3 separate regions of the Homo sapiens genome follow, and all the other regions are linked to region 3. The links are chromatin contacts, found by Hi-C or POLR2A ChIA-PET in ENCODE. All regions are on one chromosome and are shown on one strand. The core of a region is the stretch at or near the end of the contact, and the rest is flanking DNA. Distances in the headings are between cores, read along the strand shown. Region 1 overlaps HIVEP2-DT (HIVEP2 divergent transcript). Region 2 overlaps HIVEP2 (HIVEP zinc finger 2). Region 3 overlaps LOC153910 (a long non-coding RNA gene).

Region 1 (3,281 bases), core at 337-2,836, 390 kb before region 3:
TTTATTAATTTGTGTGAGTTAAGGACATATATCACTTTATTGAAATGCATTACATTTTGGCAGTGTTAAGTATTTGAACATATCATTTTGCTTTAGTCTTTAGTTTCTTCTGAATGCTTTACAAATTTTCTATATTTTTCTTAAGTTGATAAGTTTTGAACTGGATAAGAAATTCTTATAGAGGTCTGAGCAGTGCTGAAGATCTTGGGCAGAACAGCTCTTTCATTTCTGCCTTGTTAATTTAGAGTGTTTGCCTCTCAATCCATCTGTACATCTAGAAATCTGTATTAGTCAGGGTTCGCTAGAGGTAAGAACTAATAATATATATGTATATATGAAGGGGAGTTTATTAGGATAATTGACTCACGATCACAGGGTGAAGTCCCATAATAGGCCAGCTGTAAGCTGAGGAGCAAGGAAGCCAATCCAAGTACCAAAACCTCAAAAGTAGGGAAGTCGACAGTGCAGGCTTCAGTCTGTGGCTGAAGGCCTGAGGGCCCCTAGCAAACCACTGCTCTAAGTCCAAGAGTCTGAAAGCTGAAGAACTTGGAGTCTGATGTTCAAGGGCAAGAAGCATCCAGCATGGGGAAAAGATGATGACCAGAAGACTCAGCAAGTCTTCTCATTCCACTTTCTTCTGCTTGCTTTATTCTAGCTGCATTGGCAGATGCTTAGATGGTAACCACTCAGATTGAGGGTGGGTCTGCCTCTTCCAGTCTACTGACTCAAATGTTAATCTCCTTTGGCAGCACCCTTGATATGATTTGGCTGTATCCTCACCCAAATGTTATCTTGAATTCCCACGTGTTGTAGGAGTGACCCAGTGGGAGGTAATTGAATCATGGGAGCAGGTCTTTCCCATGATGTTCTCATGATAGTGAATAAGTGTCATGAGATATGATGGTTTTCAAAATGAGAGTTTCCCTGCACAAGCTCTCTGCTTTTGTCTGCCGCCATGTGAGATGTGCTTTTCACCTTCCACCATGATTGTGAGGCCTCCCCAGCCATGTGGAACTGAAAGTCCAATAAACCTCTTTCTTTTGTAAATTGCCCAGTCTCAGATATGTCTTTATCAGTGTCATGAAAACAGACTAATACAACCCTCACAGACAAACCCAGGAACAATACTTTGCATCCTTCAATGCAAACAAGTTGACACTCCATATTAATCATCACAGTAGCTGACCAATTATCCTTGAATACCCAGCTGGCCATATCTCATATAGAAATTGTGATTTGACAGGTACCAGGAAAGTTATGTTGTTTTGAAAGAGTTCTTATTATCAGGTACCTGAGGGCCTGAAATTCCACTAATAGTGATTCATTTCATTGTACTATTTTTTTGTGTGAACTATTTTAAAATACAATAACTTTCCAGAATTTTAACACTTTGATCAATTTACTCCAAGAAACTGACCTCCAAGTGTACTTCTCAGATAAGTCACTGGATGTCTGGTAGATGTCTGGGAATGAAGATATATAGACAGAAGATGAACATACACTCTAGTTGGCAGTGGATGATCTTGATTCATGCCATTTGTCCAGATGTAATGATTCATAGCTTCCCCTTTTGCTCTCAAATGTATGGTCATCTTTGTAAAGTCAACCAAAGCAGGAAATGGTTATTAAGTGAAGCTGTGAGGAGTTTGGGGAATAACTTTAGAGGACTTAGATCTGAACTTGATTCCCTGCTCTCTTACTTGTTGGCTGAGTGACAAAGGGCAGGTTATTTAACATTTCCTACTCTCACCTCCCCACTGACAAACACAGACTTAATCTTAAGTGTCTTTTGGATACACCTTGTAATGATGCAGCCATTAATATTGGTAACTCCTATTTTGCACAGGCTTGGCATTTGTAAACTATTCAAATCTACCAGACACAGACACTTTTCTACTCCGGGGTCACCCTCTTGTTATTTGCATTTCACTTCTAATTGTATTCCTAAATTTCATCTTTATCAATTCTCTTTTATACCTATTGTCTTTGTTCAGGCCACTATAACAAATTGTCATGAAATGGATGGCTTATAAACAACAGAAATTTATTTCTCACAGTTCTGGAGCCTGAAAGTCCAAGATCACAGCGTCAGCATGATTGGGTTCTAGTGAGGGCCCTCTTTCAGGTTGCAGACTCTGGGCTTCTTGTGTCCTCACATGCTGAAAGAGAGTGAGCTAGCTCTCTGGCCTTTTCTTATAAGGACATTAATCTCATTCAGGAGGGGTCCACCCTCATGCGTAAATGAGGCTCAAACTTTCCTTACCTATTTGTAACATTTCCTCCAAAATATTAGAAAACCAGAGATGTACTGAGTTTATCCTTACAAGAAAGTTATAGATAAAGCATTGCATATAATCCTATATTCAATTTTTAACTTCAACTGAGTAATACCTATATCCAGTGGGGCAGAGGTTATAAGAAGTCTAGATTATATAAACCCTATTAAAAATTAAGAGTCTACCAGACCAATAACCCAAGGGGTAAATCTATGTATTTGGTCCCTGGAGAGAATTTAGATTGTGATCCAGATGTATCTGTACTGCTCCTACCATAACCAAATTTTGCTTTGTACTATACCACCAGGCTGTTTGCCCCCATTCCATTTCAGTGCACATACATTTGTTGAGCTCCTACTTTTGGTCAGGTGTGGAGAGAAAAAGACCTTTACTTCCCAAAGGTCTCACCCCCAGATAGTGCTACCATCACATTGGGGATTAGATTATAATCTATGAATGTTAGAGAATACCAACATTCAGTCCATAACACTTACCAAGAAAACTGATCTCACAATCTGCACCACTCTGTCTGGCAATGGCTTTGACACCTTCATCTGTGTTATTGGATATTGTTCTATGTATGTTCATTCTGTCCTACATACCATATTGTCAGGTTTTTGAAAGCAATAAGATTCATCTTCCCTTTTTACTAGGAATCTAACACAATGTGGAAAAAATAAAGAACTGTCAGAATCATATTACTTCACTGAGTTAAAACTCTAGGCTTATGTATCATTCTCAGCTTCATTCTCGAATTATTTTCACTGAAAATAAAAGGTGTTAAAATTATTGCCAGTTTGTAAAAGGAGTGAAATAATTTAAAACAGATGGAAACATTCTTGGTAAGTATAGGAATTGCATCCTTCAGGATTGAGATCCAAAATAAAAACAACTTCGATCATGACAATTTTTTTGCTGCACAAACTAAGAAAATGAGTCTGCCTTGAACCAGAGGAAACTTCTACAGAGCTGGAGCTATATCTCCATGGTTCATTCGGTTCTTAG
Region 2 (3,166 bases), core at 643-3,142, 270 kb before region 3:
TCTCATATTAATATTTTTTTTCTTGTCACTAGTGAGTGTTTGCATGTGTGTGTGCATTGGATTGACGGGAGGGAAGGTGACTCTGTTGGTACATCCTGAATACTAGGATCTTGTTCGGCCCAATCGCAGTGTTACAGGTATCTTGTTAACATTCAAGCCTTGATGCTTTGAAATAGCAGTTTTGCCGTAATTCATTGCCTAAATTCTGACTTCCTTACTAAGAACAGGAAGCATAGTGAAGTTTGGTAGGAGAGAAACATACCTCGGACAGTAACTGTGGCTAAACCATAGTCATGGCATTTAACATTAATGTGAAACATAAGATTTGTAAGTCTTCCAAGTACCATTTCTTAATGCTTACAATAAGATGACGAATTTCATAGTTCCCAAGATGAAAAGATGGAAATAGAACTCAGTGAGATTACTGACCTGACTTAGGAGAGCTAAAATATTAGGTTTCTCTTTCAAATACTTCCTTCTTGCAGCTTGCAAGTATGCTCATCCCTCTGCAATTCTCTTCATTAAAAAAAAAAAGTTTAGAGATTGAATGTTTATGTTTGTATTGACCTGTGGAATCCTCAGTTGCTTTTCTGTTGAATCCATTGTGCAATACCCAACGTATTGTGGGTTGGTAGGAAAAACTCTTTTAAGATTAAAAAAAACACATAAGGTATAATTCATTAATAATTTCATTCTGTTTCTGGATATGTTTTCTTCCCATTGTCAGCCAGTGTGGGAGGAAAGAGAAGAATGGAAGAATATTGCTGGAGTTGAGGGTGTTGTGTGGGTATGTGCCATCCGAAAGTATGTTACAGGAGAAAAAAATTCTTTTTATAATAAAAGTAAAATTCAAGTACTCGAAGTAACAGAAGATTATTAAATCTATTGTAGTGAAAAGTTATGATTCTAATGCTCTGAAAGTCTTAATCATTAAAGACATATGTTAACCAAAGGCATACATATGCATAAATATATGTACAAAAATGGTAATTTTGTGCTCCCAGGCTCAAACCTAAAATGTCATTCATAACACTATTGCTGCTGCCAATGGAGAAAATTTGCATAAGACTAAGGCAAAACTACCCATTCTTTCCTGTCCTGGAATAGAATTATAATTTCCAAACCGACAAATTTTAAACAAGGCCAGAGTTTCCTTTCACCTGGTTCAAAGTGAATTCTGATTAAAAGCTTCCAATGATAATATCTATAACCACAAAGCAGGCTCACCGTAGCTTTCTCTTGTGGGAACTCTAGGCTCTCCCTTCTAGAATTGCCCTTAGTGGTGGCCTGCTCTTTCTTTCTCTACATCCACCCCTTCCCTTAACTTGGGGCTGCACACGTCCAGCTTGCTCTATGAAGCCATTTGCGACCACTCTAGTCCCCACAGAACTCTTCCTGTTCTCAACTCCTATTATCCTTAGAGTCTTTTTCACACATTTAGCTTTTATTTTTTTAAAACATACTTTTTTTCTGTATTAGCTCAGTCACCTGTTATGTACTTTATTATAACAACTGGCACAGGTAACTAGTAAGTGTTCTTAATTGGTTGATTGTGATTTCTGGTGTCTGGCTATTAGGAAACTATTGTTACAGACTACAGTCTTGCTTCTCAAAGTGTAGACCAGCGAACTTATCACCTGGGAACTTTGGGGTTCCACGTAGACTTTCGGAATCAGAACCCATATTTTTAACAAGCTCCCCTGGTGACTCATCTACATGTGAAAATATTATAAAGCACTGCTGAGGAAGGTCCCTCTCTTGGGAAAGGGTAGAGGCCCTATAGACATTCAGCTTTCCCTTCGTGCAAGTGTTTTCCTGTTGTGATTTAGGTATCTGATCGTAGCAGACAACAGCTTGCTCTTACTGTAACTACGATGTTGTCAGTTTCATCTTTACACAGAATGAATCATGTTTAAATGTGGCCAGGGGGCTCTGTCTGAGGTCACCAGGACTGTATTTGTATTCTGATTCAAGACAACCACCAGATCCTAATCACTAATATCTCTTTAAATGGCCTTTAAAAAAAAATCTTATACTAAGAAGCAGAAAGTACGATTTCCTTTTCCTTAGTTACTTTTTTTTTTTCACTTAAAGTGCTTACACCCACTCAGCTTGCTATTTTGAACTCTGGGAAAGAAAATTTGTGGGCATCTTGCAGTCTTTCAGGAAACAAGGCTTAAATTAAATATTTGCCACATTTTCTACGTGGTTCTTCAGGAAAGTGGAGAAGCACATCACTCCTTCTTTCACTCGACTTGACAAACTTGACACATAGTGTGACTTTCAAAGTGCGGATGGCAAACAGTTTCAGTTCTTATTTGCCTATCTACACACAGACGTTCAGGTCTTTTTTTTCTTCCCATTTTTTCTTTTTGTCCTTCTCTTCCCTTTCAGTACAGAGTCTAGAATTCTTCATGTACCATATCGGTTATGTAAACCATAAGATTCCTTGAGAGTACCTAGCTTTGTGAAATCAAGGAAGATAACACGTGGATTTAGTTAACATGCACAACAAAATTTAGACTATTTTCAGTCAAACTTAGGTTTAACATATTTTATTTATAATTTTAAGTGATTTGTATTTCTGCACTTTTTCTCTATCTTTGAACTCAGAACTGTTTCACAGATAGCAGAAATAAGAGACAATGGTGGGTGGAAGGGAAGGAGGAGGGCTCTAGCTAGCTGAAGCCATTCAGCTGTGTTTTAAAGGAACTCAGGGCTTTGTCATGTAAATATTCTAAGGAATAGAATGGTTACATGAGATATTATTTTGTGGTGGTGATATTGTTTACATGCAGTTTTAATTTCATTTTGGTCAAGGAAATGAAGATATTTTATTTAAGATAGGATTTTAAGTACTTGTCTTCTATTTAATCAGCATTTTCCGGCATGTAAAGGAAGTGATTTAGGGAACCTTGTGAGGAATTCACACAATTTAATTGCTGGACATGAAGAATGAAGTATTTCCAAGCAAGTGAAATGGAAATGAGGAAAGACAGAGAATCAGGAGACTTGCAGAATATAAATGTCTATTGAATATAAATGTTAAAATGTCGTATATGTAGAGATTCATAATAATATGCAATTTTTTTAAACATGGGACAACAAAATGTTGAAAAGATGCATATGTATATAATTCAACTCAATTTTAATCAGACTGCTAATG
Region 3 (3,266 bases), core at 424-2,923:
TTACCTGTATCTCATGCTGACCTCCTATCTCATCCTATGACTAAGAATGCCTTAGCCTTCTGGGAATTCAGCCCAGTAGGTCTCAGCCTTATTTTATCTAGCCCCTATTCAAGATGGAGTTGCTCTGGTTCAAATGTCTCTGATAATCATAATTTTCATCAATTTATGAAAATATTCTGTTTCTCATTGTAATTATAACTTTACTTTCTCTGGCTAGAAATGCCATAAGCATAGTTTCTTTTATCTTTACCATTTGTCTAATACTCTTTATTCTTTTAGATTTGATGTTTCTTTGTCCTTTTGATTTATATATTAGGAGTCTGATAGCCCAGGTAGTTTTATGTTTACTCTGGGTATTTGCCCTTTGGAAACAAATTTTTTCCTGTTTACTTTCATTATTGTCTTAACTAATTTACCTGCTTTTTCTTCTGCTATTTTGTTTTATGCTACTCCTTTTTGATCTTTCTTAATATTTATCTCGTTTTATTGAATCTTTAGTTTCTGTTTTATTCTCATCAGTCACATATCTTTTTTCTGGAACATCTATTATTTTATGATTTTCTTTCCTTGGCTACCCATGTTGATCATCAATCATCTTCACTCTTGGCAATTTGAACTCTTTTATGTTTTACTTGACGCTCTGGGAGATATTTAAGTTACTATTCCACAGGACCAATTCATTTTATGCATTGTCAATTCTATTCATTAATGCCTCCAATTCACATATTCATTTCAATTCTGTATGATTACAGAACTTTTTACATTTTAAATTTAAGAATGCTTCTTTCTTTATCTCTGTCTTCATCTTAATGAATTTTCTCCCTGTAATTTTATGCTCTTTTTTCATAGTTGCCATGTAGTCCTGCTTCCTTTAATGACATTAAGAAAATGTCATCATAAATTTTTTCTTTCTGATTTAAAGTTATTTTTCAAATACAAGATTTTTCTCAGAATCTTTGGAAATAGGTTTACATTCCCTTCTAGTTCAGTGTTGTTTCTCTAAAGGTTTGTTTGTTTATATATTCTTGCATGTGATCTATCCAAATTTGATCTATCCAAATCTAGGATTTTGCCACAGACAAGAAGCAGATGTCTTTAGTCCTACTTACAGCCCACCTTAGAGTTGACAGTTTACCCATTTTATCTAACCTGCAGAGCAGAGCTTCCCCTCTAAAAATATTTGAAAACACAATAGAAAGCCATCTCTTGGGAAAGGTTCATCAATAGAACTGTTTGTGGTCAAGAGAATGAATTAGGTAATCACTCAGGAACTCATCCATCCTCCAAGTTTTTCAAACTTTCCTCCTTGCTATAACTTACCAATTGACTTGTCCCCTCTCATAATACCAACCTGGTGAGCTCCAAGCACACAGAACACCATGTGACTTTGCCTGGGAGCTCTGTGGAAAGTGCTGTTTGTTTAAACTGATTGACATCATTTCCTGGAGAATTCAAGGAGTCAAAGTTAAAAAAAATTCTCTAACACTTTCAAAATGAGCAAAATTTTTCACATCATTCTTTGCTTTGGGATTTGCACTGCTAAGACAGCTGCAATAGCAACAGAAATTTAAACCCCAACAAACCACAAAGCTAAATAACAGCTTTCTACTTTTCAAAACTCAGGGGAAAACTATGCACAAGTCACAACTTGTCATGTGCTTCAGTAACTGGAATGTAGTGAGGTGAACTTCAGGTAAGCATCCCACTGAAACAAGGCCAGACTGTGGGCTTCCATGAACATACAGTTTCAAGGAATATCAGTGGGACTGACAACATTTATTGTAATGCAGTTTGCTTCCATTGATCTTCATACTGGCTAAAATCAGAAACCTGGAAAAATAGGTTTTGTATTTCAAGAGGTCTTACAATTTCCTTGAAAAGAGTTTTTTTTTCTAGCTTTATTTGTCATCTATCTCTTCTATGAGACTCTAAACTTGCAAACTGCCAATCCTGCCTGAGAGTAGGTGTTTCTGGGGAGGGTGAACTGAGAAAGGCATGGATGTGGTTTGGGAAAAGAGGGATGTGAATTTCACAACAGCAAAATGACTGTCTAAACCCACTTCAGAGAGAAGGAAATGGCTTAGTGACAAACATCTCAGGTGTGGGAAGTGAACTGAAATGGCTTTGATTCCGTAGTGTGAAAAGAACAAAAGAGTTCTTTGCTTATCATTCAGCTGCCTCAGACTCCTCCACCCTTTCCCTCTTCCTGCCTCCCTCTCATGTTCTGTAAGCTCAGTCCTTTGGAAAGTAAAATCTTGCTGCTCCAGCATTTAATGTTATGCCATTGCTCAGCAATGATCAGGATCTGAAAAATATCTCATCAGCAACTTAAACATTAATCATAGGTTTTTGAACTTTAAATAGTTGCTTGAACTCTAGCAAATCTTGAGTTAGATAAATAAAAATGCACACAAGAGGTTTCAGTTGTCATTCAAATGCTCACAGTTTATTTGGTCTCTGAGGCTCTGCAGCCTGTAAGAAAGAAGGAGTTCTTTGCATTTTGGTACTTCTGAGTAAAAGCAGTTGTGAAAAATATGTAAGGTGATAGCTCATTATGCATCTTCTGTGAATTTCAGGGAAATGTAAGGTTGGAGGTTTGATCAGTCTTTAGCTCTTTCCCTCTGCCACTCTAATTCATACCCATTGATGAGTCAGAAGCAGACTCTCAGAAAAGAGAACTAAAGCCATAGCTCAGAAAAAGTAAGTTTTATTTAGTGTTACATGTTACTTTTATTAAAGAAACCATGGAAGATTTTCTGAACCAAAGGAAGACTATAATGTGGTTGGCTAGAAATGAAGATAAAAGGTTTCTCCAGAAGGCAGGAGGCAAACTCACAGCATTTCCTCCCTGTTGCTAAGTTATGTAAGGAGCAAGATCATAATCAGAATGTTTCTTTGGTGAGCATGGAGCTTAATTTAAAAAGGAATTCAGATGATCTCATAAAGAGTCCTTCAACTGAAAGAGGAATAGCCTTGCCTGTGGATAACGCATTTATAGTTCCACTGACCAAGAGTCCTCTCACTGGGCTGTACTGAATAAATACCCTTCAACAAAGTCCTGTGTGCTATGCAGGTTATCTGCTGGTGATAAATTTTATTTTCTTTATGAACTCAAAATTTCATAGAATCATGAGCAAAGACATATTCAACAATTTGATTTGATTTATACAAAGAAAGTAAAAACCTCCCAAAAAACAAAGCACAAAAACCCATCTTTTCATAAACTTCTTCAAGAGCACCTCTACTGTATTTAGTGATAGATACAT

What was found. Hi-C counts contacts between places; a loop is a spot of excess contacts on that map. ChIA-PET counts read pairs that join two places held with the same protein, here RNA polymerase II (POLR2A). Pooled maps may share reads with other maps.
Region 1: a loop to region 3 is called in a map of CD8-positive, alpha-beta T cell, with 2.6 times the contacts of the local background. The contact joins two enhancer-like sites. A Hi-C loop is called at or near these places in 5 of 168 maps with a recorded cell type or tissue (CD4-positive, alpha-beta T cell, CD4-positive, alpha-beta memory T cell, CD8-positive, alpha-beta T cell and 2 more), 1 of 37 single-sample maps with no recorded cell type and 4 of 50 pooled maps. POLR2A ChIA-PET finds 5 or more read pairs at or near these places in 1 of 52 experiments (CD4-positive, alpha-beta T cell).
Region 2: a loop to region 3 is called in a map of naive thymus-derived CD4-positive, alpha-beta T cell, with 3 times the contacts of the local background. The contact joins two enhancer-like sites. A Hi-C loop is called at or near these places in 1 of 168 maps with a recorded cell type or tissue (naive thymus-derived CD4-positive, alpha-beta T cell), 2 of 37 single-sample maps with no recorded cell type and 13 of 50 pooled maps. POLR2A ChIA-PET finds 5 or more read pairs at or near these places in 1 of 52 experiments (CD4-positive, alpha-beta T cell).

What each region holds. Positions count from the first base shown.
Region 1 is chr6:142,958,581-142,961,861 of GRCh38, reverse strand. HIVEP2-DT (HIVEP2 divergent transcript) reads right to left here. Exons shown (of 3, transcript XR_001744397.3): 3 at 1-3,281. Among named protein-coding and RNA genes, the nearest start is that of HIVEP2-DT, 14 kb to the right of the region's middle. Within about 2 kb of position 1,586, at least 2 of the 41 ENCODE cell types and tissues checked have a DNase peak (open chromatin) inside an H3K27ac peak, as active enhancers do.
Region 2 is chr6:142,841,662-142,844,827 of GRCh38, reverse strand. All of the region lies in intron 1 of HIVEP2 (HIVEP zinc finger 2), which reads left to right. Among named protein-coding and RNA genes, the nearest start is that of HIVEP2, 100 kb to the left of the region's middle. RefSeq lists an enhancer at 1,333-1,622. Within about 2 kb of position 1,892, at least 12 of the 41 ENCODE cell types and tissues checked have a DNase peak (open chromatin) inside an H3K27ac peak, as active enhancers do.
Region 3 is chr6:142,568,703-142,571,968 of GRCh38, reverse strand. All of the region lies in intron 1 of LOC153910 (a long non-coding RNA gene), which reads left to right. Among named protein-coding and RNA genes, the nearest start is that of ADGRG6, 270 kb to the right of the region's middle. Within about 2 kb of position 1,673, at least 2 of the 41 ENCODE cell types and tissues checked have a DNase peak (open chromatin) inside an H3K27ac peak, as active enhancers do.